2 separate regions of the Homo sapiens genome follow, and region 1 is linked to region 2. The links are chromatin loops, found by intact Hi-C in ENCODE. Cell type or tissue: Caco-2. All regions are shown on one strand.

Evidence for each region. Hi-C counts contacts between places; a loop is a spot of excess contacts. Peaks named below come from ENCODE experiments on the same cell type or tissue, not always from the same donor. Only the 100,000 strongest peaks of a DNase experiment are listed, where the experiment ranks them.
Region 1: a loop joins it to region 2, with 13 times the contacts of the local background. A loop is called at or near these places in 2 of 110 quality-filtered maps.

Annotation. Positions count from the first base shown.
Region 1 is chr3:14,223,661-14,226,160 of GRCh38, forward strand. It overlaps LOC105376958 (a long non-coding RNA gene), which reads left to right and starts at 1,050. Exons shown (of 2, transcript XR_940606.3): 1 at 1,050-1,966. In Caco-2, no CTCF peak of the experiment used is centred here; DNase peaks (open chromatin) are centred at 1,431 and 1,901; H3K4me3 peaks cover 1,353 bases.
Region 2 is chr3:14,417,466-14,419,965 of GRCh38, forward strand. The region is part of intron 2 of SLC6A6 (solute carrier family 6 member 6); the gene reads left to right. Among named protein-coding and RNA genes, the nearest start is that of SLC6A6, 16 kb to the left of the region's middle. In Caco-2, no CTCF peak of the experiment used is centred here; a DNase peak (open chromatin) is centred at 1,536.

The DNA.
Region 1 (2,500 bases), 190 kb before region 2:
CAACGTGCACTTCAAAACAGCAGGCATTATGTGGAGCTGGAGCCCCATCAGATAGACTACATGGGAAACAAGCAGTGGAAATAAAAGTGGCCCCATCACCATTGTACACAGTGACTCATCTCAAGAATACCTTTAACTTTAGGCTCCACTGGACCAGTAATGCTGGTCCCTCAGCATGTCTGGGGTTGATGGGGAGAAGATACTTATCCCAGGGATGCCTAAAGCTGTAGCTGCTCCTTGTCATTTTAGGTTTCTCATGCCAACAGAGCAGTAGGCAAAGAAAGGAGTTCTTACACTTGTAGGAATATCAGATTCTGCCTATCATGAGGAAATAGCACTGCTGCTAGATAGTGGGGTCAGAGAAGAGGATGCCCCAAAGCTCAGGGGATTCAGTGGGGCTCATTTTGGTGTTTCACAGCCCAATGACAACACTTATGGGCAATTGCAGCAATGATAGTCTGCCCAGTGCACAGTGACCAGGGCTTCAAACCTCTAGGGATGATGACCCAGTTACCTCAGCAGACCAGCAAGCTCATATGCAGGAGTGGTGGTCAAGTATGAGGGCTATGCAGAATGAGTAGTGACACACAGGGACAATGAACACCAATGATGACCTTAGAATTCATGGTAATTGATGGGGTCTGTAGCTTGTTTCACAAACCCTCTTTCTTAACTTCTTTGTAGAAATTGTGACAGGCAAAATCCTGAAAGAAGCAGTATCAGGAGGGAGTGGACTTAATATGGGAAAGCAGTATCCCCCAGGTCTCAGCATTCCTACACAAGCTGGCCTGACTTCTATATCCCAACACATGCATCTCTTTGCCGAGGGCTTCCTCTGGCTGCTGGAGCCTGCTGTAACCACAGGCATGGCAGCCTAGAAGTGCCTAGAGTACTAATGCCATATCCCCAACTGCAGCCCTCGACCAGCCCAACCTCAGATAAGATGTCATGGAGGACGTCAGGATATCATTGTGTCCTCCACTGGCTCCACGTACTCACGGGGGTAGGTTGTATGTTAACAATTCCTTTCTTGCCTCCTTGCATTCTGTCTCGGTTCACACTCCCCTACAGTACTGATTGGCATGAAATAAACTACTTGCACTCAAATCCGTGACTGAAGGTCTGCTTCTTGGGGAGCCCAGGATAAGATGCCCCACGTCTCTCCTCCTTCCTTCGAGGAAGCCTAGTGTCTTGCTTCTGACTGTTTTCCTTCTTTTTCAAGCACAGAAAAATGGGCCATTTCGACAGACATAACAGTTTGCTCACTGAATTGCTGCCCATTGTACTTGGAATGAGTAATAACAACAAAAGCCTCCCTAACACAGTCTACCAGAACCTGCAGTATCTGAGCCCAGCCTGCCTCCAGTCCTGTCCTCAATCACTGCTCATAGTTTTATTGCAGGGAGCCGAAGGCCCATGGGAAATGACCAACTCGGCATTCCACTGGAGGCTATATGATCAAACAGCAAACTGTTTATCATGAATGCAGGATGTGGGCAAACTCACGACTGCTCCTGCCGACAGAAGGTTTGCTGGAGGCAATCACTCCCTGGTACTGAGGTTATCTATGGTGACATCTAGAGCCTCTTGTTCGAGGAATGCAGTCTTGCAAGCCTACTCTGGACTGAGCAGCTGACCCCTTCTTCCACCCCTCTTCTCACTATCTCTTTTGCCTAATAAATATGGAGGGCTGTGTAAAGCTCAGGGTCCTTGTCCACTAGAGGCAAGGTGCCCCCTGACCCCTTCTTCCAAATATACTCTTTTGTCTCTTGTCTTTTATTCCCAGGTTCGCCCCCTTGGTTCAGTCCCCCTAGGTCCATGCAGGCTACAAGTGGCACTTGAACAGGCAACAGTCCGAACACAGGGACTATGAGGACATGAACGAAGAAGGTCTGCCGGAGCAGAGGAACTGAAATTGAAAGGTGAACAGGGATGCCGGGCCGGGTCTGCCAGCAGCGGATATAAGGTCAGTGCCCTAAGGAGGTACTGGGAGTAGTGCTTTAAGGAAGTGCTGGGAACCGGAAGTTTTCTGAATCAGGCTAACAAGGGGAAGAATTTGTCTGTTGAAGACAAACATTATGTGCAGCTGCTTAAAGTTCTGTTGAGACAGTCTGGAGCTCAGGTTAATTCGCAGGCACTAACTAACCTCCTGCAGAAGCCACAAAATGTTACTATGCATAACCCATGGTTTCCCCAGGCAGGCACTCTTGATGTGGAAAATTGGGACAGAGCACGAGAAGGATTAAAACGGGCTCATCAAAAAGGTCTTAAAGTTGATTCTTCTGTTTTCTTCACTTGGAGTTCAGTTCATACTGTACTTCTGACATTATCTTCTTCTTATTCTGCAGGAGAGCAGGCTGAATCTAAATCTGAAAGAATATGTTGTCCCACCCACAGCTCCAATTGAAAATAAAAAACAGGAGAGGGAGGATAAGAATTGACCTATACTCCCTCCTCCAATTGCAGAAACATCTGTACCGCCTCCTTTGGTAGCAGAAAT
Region 2 (2,500 bases):
TCACGCCTGGGATCCCAGCACTTTGGGAGGCCAAGGTGGGCAGATCACGAGGTCAGGAGATCGAGACCATCCTGGCTAACACGGTGAAACCCTGTCTCTACTAAAAAACACAAAAAATTAGCCAGACGTGGTGGCGGGCGCCTGTAGTTCCAGCTACTCGGGAGGCTGAGGCAGGAGAATGGCGTGAACCCGGGGGATGGAGCTTGCAGCGAGCCGCGATCGTGCCACTGCACTCCAGCCTGGGCGACGCAGCGAGACTCCGTCTCGAAAAAAAAAAAAAAAAAGAGCAAGGCCATTCTCTTATATAACCCTAGCACAGTTATCTACCCCAGGACACTGATTTAACATTGACGTGATTCTGTTATCTGTGGATCTTAATGGCATTGCACTGATTGTCTCAGTGTTTACAGCAGCCTTATTTTTCTTTTAGTTCAGGATCGTCATTATGTTTTTAAAAAGGGTTTAAGGGATGTCTCCTTCGCTGATTAAGACATTGCCTGCTCTAGGGGCTTTCAGAGTCTTATTTAATCCTCAGCGTTCATTAAATACATTTTACAATGGGATGTGGCCTGCGTGTGCATGTACACAAACACACACGTCAAACTCAAACCCTGAAATTGAAGTTTCTCAGATCATCCTCGTACTCGCCATCTGCTGTGCTCTGGTCTGCTCTGTCTTCCTTTAGTAAAAAAGATGGCCTTGACCCCTTACATTGATGTCAAGACCCACTGTGGACTCTGCTTTGGAATTAGAAAACCCTGGCTTCCTGGGCAGAAATTTCTAAGGGGGAAGGTTAAGCTCCCACTGGTCCAGGGTTCGGATTGGTTGGAGTGGGGTCCCCTGTGAAGCCGGGACTAGGCAAGCGTTTGTTTGTGGCCCAGAGCTCCTCAACCTGCTGCTGCTAGCAGCTGGACCAAGTCCTTCCTTTTCATCAAGCTCAGCTGGCCTAGGTTGCTTGGTCACAAGCAGCCCCACCCCATGGAGACATATTCTTTGTGCTGTGACATCGGGCAGGGGTGTGTACCCAGCCAGCCACTGGGCAGGCATGGAGGTGACCTACTCGACGTCAGCCTCCACAGGCGTCATCATAATAGTTATAGACGTCAATAATAATGATTGCTACCGCTTCCTGGACTCAGCATGCTCATATACTGCCGAGAGGTTTACTGTGTTAACTCTGTCAACCCAAAGAAGTGGGTGTGCTCTTACTCTTTTTGAAAAAATATGAGAAATTCATTGAGCGCTTATTGCACATCAGGCACTGCTAAACACGTCACAGACTCATGCACAGCCTCCTCAGGAGCCTTGTGAGGTGGGCGCTGATGTCATCCCTATTGTACAGATCAGAAAACTGAGGCTTGGAGAGATGAATTGATTGTTTCCAAGACTACACAGCTGGGAAGGATTTGAACCTGATTGAGCTGACTCTAGCCCACTTCCTCAGGCTGGGAACGGCCTCTGGGCCCAGCCCCTTCCCCTTCCCCCGGGACTTCCTCCTGGTTAATGAGTAGTCAAAGCACCTGGGAAATGAGGCTCCTGCTGCCGTGAGGCTGGAATGTGAGTTCTGCTTCCAGATAGAGTCTTGTGCAAGGGGCCCTGCCTGGGATGGGCTGTTACAGGCAGTAAACAGAGGTTGCCAATGTTCCTCTTTTTGAGGCTTGCTGATGTATTTGCGCTTGGGAGCCCATTTTATAGAAAAGGCTGAGAGGCAGATTTGCCCTCAGACTTATCTGATGCTCCTCCAAGCAGCCCTCTTGGCTTAACACTTTCTGAAAGGGCTCCTCGGCCCCCTGACATGGCAGGGGTGTCTAGAGGAACAGGGTGGAAGAACAGACCTTGTCAGCTCTGAAGTCTGAGCACTGCTAGGTGTGCGCCCTCCTCACTGGGCACGTCACTTGAGGGCTCTGACCTTCAGGTTCTCATCTGAGAAGGGGCATGATGCGGACATGGGAATGTGTGTTAGTTGTTCAGCAGAGCCTGAACTATTAATGGACCAGCCCAAAAAAGTATTGCTGACAGGGGGCAACCCATGTAGTGGAGTCCATGGAGCTGGGGAGTCAGGCAGTCCCTAGTTCAAATCTCTGTTCCAGCCCTGCCGGCTTCGTGACCTGGAGGAGTCACAGAACTACCCTGAGCCTCAGGTAACCCACCCCTGAAATGGAGCAATAGTGGCACCCAGGAGGGTTAGAAAGACGGTGATACTGGGATTTTGGGGTGGGGGTGACCTCATCACTTTGTAAGCACAGTGAGGTTAAGTGTGCAAAAGGCCTAGCACATCAGTGCCAAGCACCCCACATGCAATTTCTCATTTTATCCCCCAAGGTGAGCCCCCCCTAGAGCAACTCCCCACCCCCTCAGCTATGGGGCTGAGTCCAGAAATCAGATTCACCCTCCCGGTGCCTGGGGCAGCTTAAGGAAGAAAGAAGATTCTTAACAGGGAGACCCTCTCTGGGCTTGTGGTGAGATCTCCCACGGGGTGTCTGCCCCCATGCCCCGCACC